Regions from separate parts of the Mus musculus genome. Here region 2 is linked to region 1. The links are chromatin loops, found by intact Hi-C in ENCODE. Cell type or tissue: left cerebral cortex. All regions are shown on one strand.

Region 1 (8,000 bases):
AATATGTTACTTAGCTTCTCTGACTAGAGTAAGGTCCACTGAATGCAGAACTGTGGTCACTACTAGAACCCATACATCAAGTAAGATCTGGCACATAATAGCTATCCCAAAAACATATATTAAGTGAGTGAGACATGTAGCAATTCATTTTTTAATTGAGAATTTTCATAGATATAGAAAAAAACAACCAAATACAATGTTAAATAAAATTAGCAGAGTAAAAGGCATTTAAAACTAGTGTTATCCCAATTACATTCAAAGAAGACAACCAACCAAAATACCAATAAATAAAAGCAGAACTTTTACATAATATCCTCTAAGTTGTAGGGTGCTAAATGACATCTTACAATTGTGCGCACTCTCTCTCCCTCTCACTATATATATATATATATATATATATATATATATATATATATATATTATTATCTAAACAGATAAAAATTATTTCTCTCTGTAACTTCCCTTGGTTAAAATCCCTCTCCTAGGAAGAAAAAGCCACACTGCAAACATCAATGAAGCCATCTAGGCTGATACAAAAGAAAAAGAAAAAGAAAATTCCCAAAGGTCCACATAATTGACCTCTCTCATCTGATCCTAATCACTTATTCATTCAAGAGGCCTTTAATGAATACCTACTCTATGTTAAGGGCTAGGGCAGAGAAGAGTAAGTCCCACTCTCAAATGCTCAGAAATCTTAAATCCCTAACTGCAATACAACCATACAGGCAAAGCTGCAACACCATAAGATACATGTTGGGGAATGAGAACAGGATCTACCCTGAGTTCAGAAAAACAGGCCTAACTGGGATGGAGCTGAAGGAGCCAGAGTCCTGCAGGTCAGAAGTCAGAGTAAAGGAGTTAGGTATATGCTATGGCCTGAATACCTATTCCCACTGAAATGGTATTAGGATGTAGAAATAATGGGGTCCTAAGGATGCTGTCCTCATGAATGGACTAGTACCCCTCTAAGAAGACAGCCTCACATCCCTTCCACCTCCAAACCATCTGAAAACACAGCAATGAGACAGCCATTTGCAAACTAGGAAGAGGGTACCATGCCCAGTGCCAACAACCATTGTGGGTTCATACTTCCAGTTTGCACATTGTAAAAAGTAATCTTTGTTATTTAAGCTATCCCAGTTATAACGACCTGAACTAATAAGTATACAAAGGCAGTGTGTGTGTGTGTGTGTGTGTGTGTGTGATTTGAAAAACACAGGTAAGTAGTAGACTGAAGTAATTTCTCTTCTCAACCATTACTAAAACTAAGAATCTTATAACAAAAGACATATTAACAAGGAAAAAGCATATACATCTATTCAATGTGAGCTTTCATGACACAGAACCTTCAGAAATAAATCCCTGTGTGTGTGGTCAATTTGATGAAAAGCAGTAAGTTCTACAGAAACATGACTGAACAAGGTGCTATGACTTAAAAGACCAGCAAGGTCTGTTTGTTTGGGTTCTTCTGTGTCCCTTCATCTTAAGAAATAAAAGTACTATTTCTTTTCCTACAAGCATCTGACAGGTAGCTCTAACACAAGAGCCTTATACAGGAAGTCTGCTTCAGGTTAGCAACAACTTCCTGCTTCTACTGTTTCCCCAACTGCCAATGTACGACTTGGGGATGACCATGCCCTAAACACCATCGATATTATACATACAGGATAGCATCTACAACAGTGACTCCCAGCCCTTACTGTCTTTATTAAACCTTATTTAAAATGCACAAAATTTGTTGTAAATATATATTCTTGGTCATCATCTTCCTTCCCCAAAAGCCTACTTTGTTCCTGAACTGAGTAGTCATATGATTTTTAGTTAGCAGTTACTAACATAATTGCAATGGAGGTTGCAAACACACCAGACATTAAAAATCAATGTTTTAAGATGAACGATGGGGTCATGGGGAGGGGGAAGATTTGAAAAGGCTTTGAATCCGCACTAAGGTCTTTGGATATTATGTTTAAAACAATATTATGTTTAAAACTTGAGATTTTTTTTTTTTAGCAGATGAATAACAATCACATTTGAGGTGCAGAATATAAAACAGACTGCCAGAACCTGAAAGTAAATCTAAAAGGAGCCATTCGAGGGGTGACTGCCACAAATTCTAGACAAGAGTCAACAAATGATTTGGAGGTCTTTATGAAATAGAAATGGGCAGGGCTTGATGATCAACTGATTGCAAGAGGTGAAGGACGAGGAAACGGAGCCAGGTTTTGTGCTTGGGCAACGGATTGTTAAGTGATTTCAAGGCTTTGGATTTACATTGTAGGTTTGTGGGGAAACAGTGTGCAGTTAAGGAGACTCTAGACTGTTCCACCTGCTGGAAGGCTGGAACATCACCCAAGTAGAGAGGGGCATGGAACGAATATCGGACAGTCGACAACACTCTGAGTGGACTGTCTTTTTAAAAAGCCACGCCCACCCTGTCTTAAATGCTTTCTATATTATTAAAAGATGAGGGAAATATGCAGGCAGCCTAGTGTGCAAAGAGGACTGGCCAAGGTGCTTAACGAAATCCTAGCTTTGTCGTTTACAGATGGTGAGACCCTGGATAAGTCAATTAACATTTTCCCTAGAGAAAAAGGGAAACACCATTAATTTTTGCAGTGAAGCAGTTGTGAATAAAATCTGTATTTGTCTTCACAATCTGTAATACATTCAGTGTATATTCCCTTCTCAGTAGCCAAAATTTTCATTCTCACTAATGTCAGTTAAAAATCTCAAATTTTATGCCTAAATTAACATATCTTTGCCTTCCAAACAGGCTTTCCCCAAACCCAAAAACTCTCAAATTCTGACCCTCTTCTGACAAGAAAAGTAGGGGTTTTCTCACTAAAGAGCTTTTTAGAACAGATTCTAGTCATCCACATCTGCAGAACCTAATAAATAGAACGAATGAACCGACCCACCCTTTAGGGTTCAAATATTACTGGCCCCGTTTTTTTGTTCCGGAGTACCCCACAGCCCAAGGTGGGAAGTAGCTGAGGGGTTCACAGGTTAGGGACGGCTCTGGGACTCGAACCGGCACACCTGACTCGCAGGGACAACGGGCGTGCACGCCATGCTGGCCCGGCCCAATCTCCCCTCCTCCCGCCCCACCGCAGTCAGCAACCGCGTGGCCGATCCCCGGACGCCAGGCGGGTTCCCCGGACGCTCTGCTCAACGCAGCCACCAGCGGCTGCGCTCCACACCCTGACAACACACATCCCGCGGCCCTAGCTTGCTCCCCGAACTCACCGCTGCCCGCCGCTCAGCGCCCGGCCTTTCCTGTGTGCTCTCACAAAACTCTCCCTCTCTTTTCAGGGAAACCGCTCCCTCTGCTCTCGGGTTCCGACGCGGAGCAGCGCGAGCCAGGCGGGGGCGAGCCCTCCCGTGACCTAGGGATGGGCTCGCAGCAGCCACCGCCCTCCCTTCCCTTTCTCTCACATTACTTGTTCATTCAATCTTTCATCTATCCATCTGTCGCCAGCCAGTCGTTTCTGGAAAGTTCACAATACATAATAAGAACAGTTTTACGATTTGGAACTAAATCAGAAAGTAATTAAATGGCTAAGGCATAGTGGTAAATGAAACAAAATAAAACAAAACCCAGCGACAGGGCGGGAGATGAGGAGGCACTGTGTTAAATTAACGAGCGGAAGTTTGAGCTCCAGAGAGCAGGAAGATGATGATCAGGTCTGGATGCACGGAAGAGCAGGGTGGGGTGGGAGTGGGGCTGAGGCTGGGGAAATCAGGCACAAAATCACAGAACCCTTAGGCCTGTGTGCTGGAGGCAGAAAGAGCTATGAGAAAAGGGAGCCATGCAGCAGGAGAGCCCACAGGGGTGTTGGACAACAGAAAAATGTGTCTTGTTAAAATATAAAGATCGCTGGGCTGAAGATGAAGGGCAGGTGCAGAGAAGCTTCCTGTTAGCTGCCTTACACCAAGGCAGTTACAAAAACTTTTTATCTTGCCACCTTTCACTGCGAGGAAGATGTCAACAAAATAAAACAGATTTTGCTGCAAAGAGGACTCTTAGAAGTCTGCCCTGAGGGCACAACATTGCTGTCTTAAATGGGAACAGTTTTTCAGTAGGAACATCTTCAAATGGGAACTCGCCTGAGATGTCCCAAGACTGGATCCACTAATATTTGATCTCTAGGGACTCCCATCTTCCACAAGATGTACAAGCAATTAAAGGTTACTGGGCCAGAGGGGCTGAGGAGTGTTGAGGGAACTTCTTCACTGGTATTGCCTCCTCTAAGTTGCTCATGTTCCTATAGGTAATTCCTCACTACCCCAATCAAATTCATGGATCCACAAATCTAGACTTTAGTGGAATCATTTCTTCGGGGTCTGTTCCTGTCACTATCTGGAGAAAATAGACATTTCTTCACTGCTGTCTCCCTAGGAAACAGGAAATAAATGTATTCTGAGCCAAGTATGAATGGCAATGGTTTTGGAACACAGATTCAAGTTGCCCTGAATGACACGTTCCACCGTAGAATAGGTTAGTTGGACACTTATGAATCAGAAAATAAAATAAAGCCATGAGCCCATTTGTCTTAGTCAGGGTTTCTATTCCCGAACAAACATGACCAAGAAGCAGTTGGGGAGGAAAGGGTTTATTCAGCTTACACTTCCATATTGCTGTTCATCATCAAAGGAAGTCAGGACTGGAACTCAGACAGGTTAGAAAGCAGGTGCTGATGCAGAAGCCATGGAGAGATGTTCCTTACTGGTTTGCTTCCCCTGGCTTGCTCAGCCTGCTCTCTTATAGAACCCAAGACTACCAGCCCAGTGATGGTCCCACCCACAAGGGGCCTTTCCCCCTTGATCACTAGTTGAGAAAAATCTCATGGAGGCATTTCCCCAACTGAAGCTCCTTTCTCTGTGATAATTCCAACTGTGTCAAGTTGACACAAAACTAGCCAGTACAATTGACCCCTTGTCAACTTGACACACAAACACATCACTAGTAAGCCTCAACCCTTACATTCTTATTCATCCCCAAGATCTAAATAACTTTAAAAGTCCCACAGTCTCTACATATTCTTAAAATATCCATCTCTTTTAAAACCCAAAGCCTTTTTACAATTAAAAGTCTCTTAACTGTGGGCTCCACTAAAAATAGTTTCTTACTTCAAGAGGGAAAAACATCAGGGCACAGTCACAATCAAAAGCAAAAATTAAACTCCAACTGTCCAATGTCTGGGATCAAACTCACAATCTTCTGGGCTCCTCCAAGGGCTTGGGTCACTTCTCCAGCCCTGTCCTTTGTAGCACTCATTTTGTCTTCTAGGCTCCAGCTGCCTGTACTCCACTGTTGCTGCTGTTCTTGGTGGTCATCTCATGGTACTGGCATCTCCAAACACTGTAGTCTTTCGCTGTAACTATGCTTCACCAACAGCCTCTCATAGGCTCTCTTCATGGTGCCAAGCCTCAACTCCTTTACATGACCCCTTCTGTCCTGGAAAATCAATTGCAGCTGAGGCTGCACCTTCACCAATGGCCTTCCATGGCCTCTCACTGTGCTGAGCCTCAGCTGCTCTGCATGACCTCTTCATGCCTTCAAAACCAGTACCACCTGGGTGAATCTTACACATTACCAAGTCCAGCCACAGCACAAGGTACAACCTTGGCCATCTCTGGAATACAGCCTCTGTGCTCTCAAAAACACTTCCCAGAAGATGTCACCTCAATGATGCTGGTCTCTTCTTAATCACTGCTAATTTCTTAGCTCCAGCTAACCAGCATCAATAGTCCCAGAAATGCAAAGTTTTTGCTTTAGTTGTTCTGGTATATTGTTAATCACAGCTGATTCTTCAGCCCCAGCTAACCAGAACTACAGAATCTTCACAATCAAAACAGCAATGGCCCTGAAAAGAGTCTTTAATTTTCCCTCTGAAATTTCACAAGCCAGGCCTCCATTTTCTGCACTGCTCTCAACATTATCTTCCAAGCTCCTACACAATATCTCACAGAGTTTTTAACAGCAAATGGATCTTCTGGCCCAAAGTTCCAAAGTCCTTCCACAGTCCTCCCCAAAACATGGTTAGGTTGTCACAGGAATATTCCACTCTGCTGGTTACCAATTTGTCTTAGTCAGGGTTTCTATTCCTGCACAAACATCATGACCAAGAAGCAAGTTGGAGAGGCAAGGGTTTATTCAGCTTACACTTCCATACTGCTGTTCATCACCAAAGGAAGTCAGGACTGGAACTCAAGCAGGTTAGGAAGCAGGAGCTGATGCAGAGGCCATGGAGGAATGTTCTTTATTGGCTTGCTCAGCCTGCTCTCTTATAGAACCCAAGACTACCAGCCCAGGGATGGTCCCACCCACAAGGGGCCTTTCCCCCTTGATCACTAATTGAGAAAAATGCCTTACAGTTAGATCTCATGGAGGCATTTCCTCAACCGAAGCTCCTTTCTCTGTGATAACTCCAGCTGTGTCAAATTGACAGAAAACTAGCCAGTACACCATTTAAGATGTCAAGTAGGCAGGAAACAGCACCACAGAGAAATCTCTTCCATAGGTTTCAGATGCCATGTGATGGATGACCTTCTTAGATTTGGGTTGGTGGAAGTTTACAGTTATATCATTCCTAAAGTTTTAACTAGTAGTCACAAAGATGGGTTAGGTAGAGAGTTTGGTGGTAAATAGCTACTACAGGCAAGAGAGAAGAAATTTGGCTATCCATCTGTGACATTCCATCTCCCCACTGTCATGAAGTTCTAATCAGTCTACTGGTCTGCAGACTCTTGAATAGCAGTGTACCTTTTTTCCATACAACTCTAGTCCACAGACAACAAAGGCTAACCACTGAGGACAGCTGTGGGCCCACATCAGCATTTGCATGATTTATTTATCAAAACGGTCTTTATCTGCCAATGTATTTAACTCCACCTACATTGCTGTCAATATAAAATCAAAATCCTTCACCCCTCACTTCTGTCACCTGCTTAAATGTTATTGTTCTTTGTTTGGAGTGCCATCTAAGACAGAGTTCTAAGTCACCAATTTGAGCTTCCTCCTGATGGTCACATATTAATAATTATGCTTGTTTTCTCATGTTAATCTCTTTCTTTCTTTCTTTCCTTCTTTCCTTTTTGGGAGTGGAGAGGTCTTCCTCAACTCTTCCTCAAGGACAGAGAAATTAAGCCCCTTTCCTGCATGGGAAAGCTTTTTTGGACACACCACTCAGTAGAATAGGATTCTGTCAGCAGAATTGTTGGGTCTGGTTTACATTTTACAGATATCTCTAGTGCAGTCAGTGGACTCGTAGTAACAAGAGAGCTACACGAACACTGTGCTGATGCAGACCTCCAGATAGTTTAAATTCAGCAACCCTCATGATGGAGGGGGATCAAGCCAAGCAACACAACTTTCTCTCTTCTTTCTTCCATCATTCTGTCACTCAGCATCTGCTGAGAGGCGTGTGATGGGCCGCATGGAAAGGTCTGAGGCTGGCTTCAAGTTTAGTGCCCTCCATGGTGCCCACCCCCACAGGGCTTGCAATCTACCTTCACAAGTCCCATTTCATTTGTTTATAACTTAGACTCCAGATGAATGCTTGAAGAACAACAAAAACATCTGATGAGGTTAAGTGCAGTAAACCATACTCTGTCCTACTTTTCACTGGGACAGTGTGACTTTCCCACCACTCTCCCTGGGAATAGTGTGAACTTCCAACCACTCTCTCCATTTGTCCATTAGAAGATGGGAGAACATCATGCTTTAAAACAATCCCTTAGTGTTCTAAAATAGTTTACTGCTGAGGGAGTCGGTGAATTACTTTCGGAATTTCTTTTCCAACTATCTAACCTGTTCATTTGTGGAAATGAGTCTGTGCAACTGCTTGACTGGAGGCTTGAAACCCCCGAGACCTGTGGGATGATCCAAGGAGAAGGCAAAGAACATGCTTTAGGATTGGGGGCGAGGGGGAGTCCTGAAAATGGGGACAGTGAACTTTGATCAGAAAATGATAGTTTTAAAAAGCCTTAAAAATAAT
Region 2 (8,000 bases), 150 kb before region 1:
GGGTAGTTATACAGGATAAACCCACACCTGAAACTGACAGACATGTCCAGGGAATGAACAACTGCAAATACTGCTTCAGCAGTAATCTCTGCATTATGAAAAACTCAAGCTCAAGATCAACAAATAAAGGAAAAGTCTGTAGGGGAGAAAGGATAAGAAAGCAGAAAGCAGAAAGCAGCCCCACAGAACAAACTTTATGCTCTTTATCTTGAGCTAAAAAAGCAAATCTTAGGTTTAAGAAAATCTCTATTACAAAAAGAAGTATTTCTGTGAGTCTTCTTTGAACCCTGTATAACACACTCTTGAAGAACTCATCAGACAGTGGGGCAGGAGGGGGTGATATCCACACTATAAGCTCTATTTACACTAAGTTTTCACAGCTAGAGGTGCAGGGTAAAATAAACCAAATGTAGGATGGGTTGCATACTGTGAAAGTATCTTTTATTTGCTTGAAGTAACTGTTGTCTCCAAGGATTACTTTTTATTTGCCCGAAGAAAGTGTTGTCTCCAAGGCTTGCTGTATGCTAACCTAGGCCTCCTCCTGGAAGCTTCTAGCCTTGTACAATCTTAGTTCTACAATGTTTTCAACCTCTGAAACTTGCTGCTGAATAAGCTCACTCTTAGTCTTTCTGAACTCTGGCCAGCTGGTAAACTCTGCTGTTATAGCTCAAATTCCTCTCCAAGCTGACTGATTCAACCTGGCTTCTCTTGGCCTCTCACTGAATTGCTCTGGTTGGCCTCATACTAACTTTAGCAATATGCTCTAATCTTCTGGCTCCTTCTGTCCTCACAACCTGTCTCTCTATAACCACCCCAGTAAAACTGCCTCCTCTCTCTGCATTGACCCTCAGGCACCTTCCCTTTCTGTTCTCATGAGAGTTGGCCATATCCTATTCTGTCAAATCTTTCTGATTCACTTTGTCTGCTAGTCAATTAGACATCACTTTCAAATATGGGTGCTTCCTTCTACAAACAAATTTTACCTTCATTGTTTGGGATTAAAGGGCAGCTCTGTATTTCACCTAGAGAGATTAAAGGTATGTGCTAAGGCTGAGCCACATTGAAACTAGAAACAGTTTGGGTGTTTGTTTGTTTGTATCAGTAAATAACACAATCTCAGGGTTCACAGTGTGATCAAATATCCTGCAACCCATGGCTGAACACAGTCCACCAGATTATAGTACTTTGAGAGTATTAGCAAAGCACTGTAAATAACATTGTAAACTCAGACTCTGGTACTTACATCGTTCAAGAACCAAACTGCTGGCTACTTCAGACTCATGTCTTACAAACTGACGAAATACCTAAAGGAGAACAAACACGTAATATGGTTTTAAACTTTTTAGAAAAGAGAAATGCCAATAGAAGACCTACTCATATTTATTCACCATTTAATCAACAGTTCCTACAAGTTCCAGAAAAGGACAGCAAAGGAGAACAGAGTAGAAAGTAGACTAGAAAGCAATCAGTGCTTTATAGAGCAACTGAGTAAACATAAAAAGCAATTGAGTGGTATGATATTTAAACATACTGTATATTAAGCATCATTCTAAATTGTAGGCAATAAGAAAACTAGTTAAACAGTAGCAAATATCCATTACATTTGTTGTATATCTTTTTCACATTGAAATAAGCACTATGGATAAAATCTTACAAGGTCTATAATACATTTTTTTTCTGATTGGTTGTTCAAAAACCATAAGGAAATGGACATCTCAAATGTTTGGCCTAGAATGTTCCATCTAAGAGTGAGCACTGACAATGAAGAGCACTGATTTCGTGAGGCTGCTACAGAAGGTCAGCAGCTTCTTAGTGAGCTTGGCGCAGTGGAAACCTCATTCCTTGAGGAGATCACAGAAAAGGAGTACAAATAATATGGTTCAAAGGTATGGCAATGAAATCATAATTAGTGAAGAAGAATGCAGCTCTTAACACACTAAACAAATTACACTTTTACCATTTAATCCTTAACTTTTGTAGACACAAAGTCAAATTACCCTTACCATAGTTCCAAGGAAAGTTAAGCCCAGAGAGTCACCACTTGTCCAGGAAACTAGGAATTCAGTGGTGATTTATGCCTTACAACTCCGGGCTGTGTGGCACCAAGCTTGTTTTTCCAATTTGCCCTCTGCTGTCTTACAGGCATTCTGTTCTATGGTTACCACGCAGGTAAGAAGAGTCTACATCACTACACACAAGAGAGTTCAGAGAGCTAGACATGTTCTAAGAGAGAAACATTTCGCACGTGGCAGCATTGTTAATATAGCAGGCAGGGATCCCCCACACGGGAAAAAAAAAGGGACTGGCAGGCAGGCCAAAGAATTCTTTTAGGACCTGCGGGCACTGCAGGCTTCAGGCAGTGGCTGAGGGTGATGCTGTTTTTGTCTGTCACTCTCACTGTTAGTGAGTTAGAGAGTTAGAACTTCTCACACTCACTTTCAAGGACATTCTACCATATAAGAAGGGTCATTTCAACTGGTCCGTGAGAGCTGCTGTGTTCGTAATTTCCAGTTATGCAACTTCTCCATGCAAATGAAGGCAGAGACAGGCTACAACTCTGAGGTGACAGGTTACCACATTATGATTTCTAAACCTAGCTTTTTAAAAATTCCAATTGGGACCTCTTTCCTTCCCTGGTCTTTTAATACCGGCCTTCTCTCTCCATACCACTCAAATGAACACCTTTTCCTGGAGTGATTTTAGCTATATACTATCACTAAGAATAAATATAAGAATAAGATGTTACACGATACAGGACCAAAATGCTACTCAGTTCCTTTGTCACGATCACAGAAAATACTAATGTGACAGATTCAGAAGAGCCAGTGTTCATTAAATGTTATAAAATAACAATATGCCTCATCTTAGGAACATACACATAATCTAGTAGAAAAGAAGAAATAGGGAGAGGATTATTTCAATACCCTCAAAATGCAAACTTACTTCCCATTTGGTTTAAAAAGATACTATAGTATAACTTCAATTTTAAAAGGCTCAGAGTATGTGTGGATTACAGTAAGGAGCTAAGGATAGACCAACTTAAGAGTAGGATGGGGAAGACAACAGACTTTTATAACGAATTTGACTCATTAGTCTTAAGAGGAGAAGAAAAGTAATAGATTTTACATTAGGAGAATTTACAAGACTTGGTACCCACGTGCCACACTGAGGAAAAATGGTAATTAAGGCCTGCTTAAGGCTGGCTAGAGTAGAGGACACCCGACTAGATTGCAGAATGGTCATGAATTTGTGGCAAGAAGTGAGCTCTGCTCTCTGGATAGCAAGATGGGAGTGGGGAGGAGAGGGGCCAGAAGGTCATAAAAGACCAGAGCCATATGGGACAAGGTTAGAAGAAATCAGGTGCGATGGGGCAGGCCTGAAATACCATCGGTGACAAAGTAGAAGCAGGAGGAGGAAGGTTCTTGGTCATCTCAGCCTAACAGTGAGTCTCAAGATAGTCTTAACTATGAGTGGCTGTCTCAAAAACAGCAAAACAAAAATGATAATAATAACTTACATAATTAAATGAATACTCTGATCTAAGCACTGGTAACAAATATTTACTAAATTAAATTCATGAGGTGTACTACATATGCGAATACACTTTAAAAATCATTTTTGATTCAGTAAACATTATGAGCTTCACACACACATAAACACACACACACACAAAATCCCTTCTGAATCTCCCACATCAAATAAACACATAGAACACGCTGGATAGGCGTAAGAATCTCGTGCTTATGTATGCAAAATCGAAAAGCAACAAAACAAAACATGGCTATAGACTATGGAAACACGGTTGGAGCACTCACTAATGTAGAAAAGTGACTACCTGTAACACAGGTCTTCGAAACATGGCTTCTGTTTTTCTTACAACCTAATCTTTAGGCTTTTCCTAAAGGAAAGAAAGAAAAGAGAAAAATGATAAATCAAGAAACTACAGTATCCATCAAGAACACACATGCTCTCTAGTCCTAAATCCTAAGCGCGTCCAGCTTCTCGTGCACCCAATTTGCAACCGCATTTTTTGCACGTGTGGGGAGTTCCTTTCTTTTTGAAAACAAAAACTGAGCGAGACAAAAGAAACTCTGTGGTTCTGGGTCTCAACCAGCAGAAAAGAGGGGAAAAACCTGTTCTCACTTGCAATCCATTGTCTGCTAGATTTCTTTACAATAGAAGTTGTCTCGGACATTTTTTTTTCCAACTTGTTCTGTTATTCTAGACCCCTAAAACTGTCTCTACAAACAGTGCGGGCACAGTAAACGCTACTCCGAAAGGACGCAAATCAGTGCCTTCGTCCCCGTTAGCGCTGAGTAAGCCCGGCTCCCCAGCCTCGCCGCGGGGGCAAGAGGCTGCTCTTCCCCCAAAGTGGCGCTCGCGAGCAGCACAGGGAACGGCGGGGGACACTCGGACTCCAGCGAGGAGCCGCACAACTCCTCCCGAGCCCCGCACGCGCCCGTGCACTCGGGAAACACAACTTCGTGCCAGCCTTCTCCCCTCCCTCACCGGACACGCAGAGCCCGACCGCCAGCGGCTCGCTTCCGGCGCACGGAGCCCGCAAAGCTCGCGAGATGCAAGGAAAGACAGGAAATCTCTGAAGTGCGTCGTTGAAATGCCGCCGGCTGATGTCGCCGGAAACACGACCCCTCAATTTAGAAGTGCCAGGAACTTCTGTCCAGGCGGAAGTGGGCGGATCAACGATGCCACCTGTGGGTAGTTTTACGATTTTGGTTTTGTTTTTTTGTTGTTTGGTTTGGTTTAGTTTGGTTGTTGGGGTTTTTTGTTTTGTTTTGTTTTTCCTGATCTCCACCCTCGCTCCGGTAGTGGCCCCGCACTGGCTAACCAAACTCTGGCCAGAACTCTATTCCCAGCCCTAAATTGAAATTATTTGATGTTCCCAGCCTGGGAAAGGGAGTGAGGTAGGTGAAATAAAACATATTTGAGCCCCTGGAGGAACTAAAACCGACACAAGTCTCCTAATGCAGTAAGACTGAAGAATTAATTGCTGTCAAAACCTCGGTGATCTAGATATGTTAACATGTTAAGTCAAAAAATTCAAGAAACACGTGAGGAGCAAAATTTTTAACATCTTTATTAAGTACCGGTCCCAAACTGTGCCTAAGGCACAAGAGAAATGCGCCCTTATATTATGTATTTGTATATATGTTTTCCCTAAAACATTAAAAGTTTATGAAATTCCAAAACATTTTGAAGAAGTGTTAAAAGTCAAAACGTTGCTTTATTTTAAAGCAAAGTGTAATTAAGATTTTACTTTTATAGAAAGAAACTGATCAGTATTTTTTAGATTTTTTTTTTTCATTTTGTGTTTCAATTCTACATCTTTGGCAGTTATTCTAGATGGAAAAGCTTAAAAGAAAGAAAGAGAGAGAGAGAGAGAGAGAGAGAGAGAGAGAGAGAGAGAGAGAAAGAGAAAAGAAAAAAGACACTGTCTCGCTGTGTATCCCTGGCTGGCCTGAAACTTGGATCTCATGTAGACCAGACCAGGCTTGTCTCTAACTCCCAGAGATTCCCCTTGCTGCATCTACCTCCCTAGTGCTGTGATTAAAGGCATGTGCCATCACATCCAGCACTCAGTGACAGTCTTAAACAATCTCAAGTAACTTAAGCTTGTTGATCTTGTATTTGGTAATATCATGTTCATAGTAAAATTTCTTAGTTTTAACATTTCCAAAATACTGCATTGAGACATCTTTTCTTTTGATTGCTGACTTTCTTTTGCTCCTCTAAATCCTATGTTGTTTACCCTAATCCTGGCCCTAGTGAAGTAACGCACTTATGAATCCTACAAATTAAGGAACCCAAGGCAACAAGATTCAGTGGGGCTCCAGTGTTAGACAGAAGGGAACTCCAAACCATTCAAACAGACACACTGCCTCCTAAGGTCCATTCTTTCTGATTTTAGGAGGGGGGGGGGTCTGAATTATTGTCTGGCTCACTAGTGACGCCTTTATAGATGTTTACTTCCCTGTACTTTTACCTTTACAAAGTTGATTTCCTGAAATAACGAGGCACTGAATTGGACAGGGACACACACACACACCCTAGTAATAAGAAGACATCCCACCTGCTACATTAGTTCAATGGTTTCCTCTTTATGAGCTTTGGAGGCAAGACAAAGGAAAAACAAAGTTGCTCCTTTTCCTCCAGAGAGAAATCCCGCCCGCCCACCTCGCAAGCTTTGTTTCAGTGGTCCCAGACTTGAACTGTGGAGTAAATCTTAACTCTGTTTCCCCATTGCAGACATCTATTGGCTCATGTATAGCCAGTTCTGTTCTTCACTATCCCGTTAGTTTTGCCTTTGTTCTATTTGAAGAATGTAGAGAAGGTTGGTTAAAGAAAAATATAGACAACTGAAACTTGAGAGCACCCTGCCTTAACGTTTTATAAAGAACCCCTGAATGGGGAGTCTTGACTGAGCCCTGTTGTCCACCCAGAGAGGAACTGACACATTCTCCTTCCTTGGCTGGTTATCTGGAAGAAGCTGCAAGTCCTGCTCCTTCATGGTTTCCTTTTAACAACAACAACAAAAAAAAGGTATTACAATGGATATGTTCTTGTACAGTGTGAGGGAGAGACTGTAACTGAGGTATTGCTTCTGGTAATGTTCCTTCTTAGTGCAACAGACACTTCAACCTCGGTCAGCTGTCCATATCCCCAGAATCTGAAATACAGCCCTGTACACACTTTAAAAATGCTCTCCTCAACTAGTTACTCCCTCCCTCTTTTGCATATTGTATTATAAATGACCATGAAGGTATGCCATCCCCATTGATGAGCTCCTAGAACATAAAAAGCCTGTTATAAAAAGCCTAGCTTACAGTGTACCTAGAAATTTCATGGGGGAACACAAAAACATGAGTGGAAATATGACTTCGGGCATATTCAAATTCAAGTAAGCCAAAATGTTGAGGAACCAAAAAAATTTTCACTGGGGGAAAAAAAAAGGCTCAAAATTTTTGTTAGAGATACAAGAATCTATAATATGCTCCAATGTCATTATAGGGAAACCCAGAACCCTTTCCATAGGCAGAGAGGGAGGGGAAGACACCACATGAAGTGCTTTGAATGAGAAGGCCCCCAGAGACTGGATGTTTAATGTTTACCGGGGATGTGGATCTGTTTGGAAGGAATCAGAAGGATTTAGAGATGTGGCAGCTTCTTTGGGATACATGTGGTTTTCTTGGAGGAAGTGTGTCACTTGCAATGGGCTTTGAGGTTTTAAACCCTCCACCAGGCCTAGTGTCTACCAGTGTGCTGCCTTCAGATCAGGATGGGAAGCTCTCAGCTACTGCTCCCAGAGCCACGCCGTCTGCTTCCCACCGTGCTGATAATGGACTAACCTCTAAAACTATAAGCAAGCCCTTAAGGAAAAGCTTTAAAAAAAAAATTAGAGTTGGCCTCAGTCATGCTGTCTCCTTCCAACAGTAGAGCAGTGACTAAGGCAGAGCAGGAGAGAGAATGGCAGGAGGAGGGAGACTGACTGATTTGATCAAGTAGTTCACCTGTGGACACAGCCTTCCCAGTGAAAAGTGATGGCAGCCTGTGGCACTGGAGCTATGCTCAGCTTGAATCTCTAATAGTAGTAGACTATGAAGAGATACCCTGCACATCACATCCTACACTCTCCTGACCCTGCTCAGAGCCAGAGCAGTTAGCATTCTCTCTCCCCTTGGTGATCCAGCAAATGCCAGCCTTGGGAACAGAGGAAAAGCAGCAAACCCTAGCTGTGGCCAGTTGTAAAACTACACCAGCTTCTGGTAGCACAAGTTACTTCTCCCAGGTCACAAAGGTCCCTTTCCAGCTGCATGGTTCTGCCACGCTGTCTAAACAAAAGGTATCAGGTTTGAAGGACAGCATTCCTTTACCCTCTCATGTAATGCCAAGGCTTGGAAACACTGCTTGTGTTTTTTCCTTTTCCTCTAATGCCAAGGCTTGGAAACATTGCTTGTATTTTTTTCCTTTATAAACCCCCTTCA

What was found. Peaks named below come from ENCODE experiments on the same cell type or tissue, not always from the same donor. Only the 100,000 strongest peaks of a DNase experiment are listed, where the experiment ranks them.
Region 2: a loop joins it to region 1, with 9 times the contacts of the local background. A loop is called at or near these places in 19 of 42 quality-filtered maps.

What each region holds. Positions count from the first base shown.
Region 1 is chr6:40,320,777-40,328,776 of GRCm38, reverse strand. It overlaps Agk (acylglycerol kinase), which reads right to left and starts at 3,299. Exons shown (of 16, transcript NM_023538.2): 1 at 3,247-3,299. In left cerebral cortex, no CTCF peak of the experiment used is centred here; DNase peaks (open chromatin) are centred at 3,208 and 3,624; H3K4me3 peaks cover 1,445 bases; H3K27ac peaks cover 1,024 bases.
Region 2 is chr6:40,467,969-40,475,968 of GRCm38, reverse strand. Ssbp1 (single-stranded DNA binding protein 1) reads right to left here and starts at 4,554. Exons shown (of 6, transcript NM_028358.2): 1 at 4,510-4,554; 2 at 3,836-3,898; 3 at 1,244-1,304. The coding sequence starts at 3,859. In left cerebral cortex, a CTCF peak has its summit at 4,394; a DNase peak (open chromatin) is centred at 4,591; H3K4me3 peaks cover 1,734 bases; H3K27ac peaks cover 1,101 bases.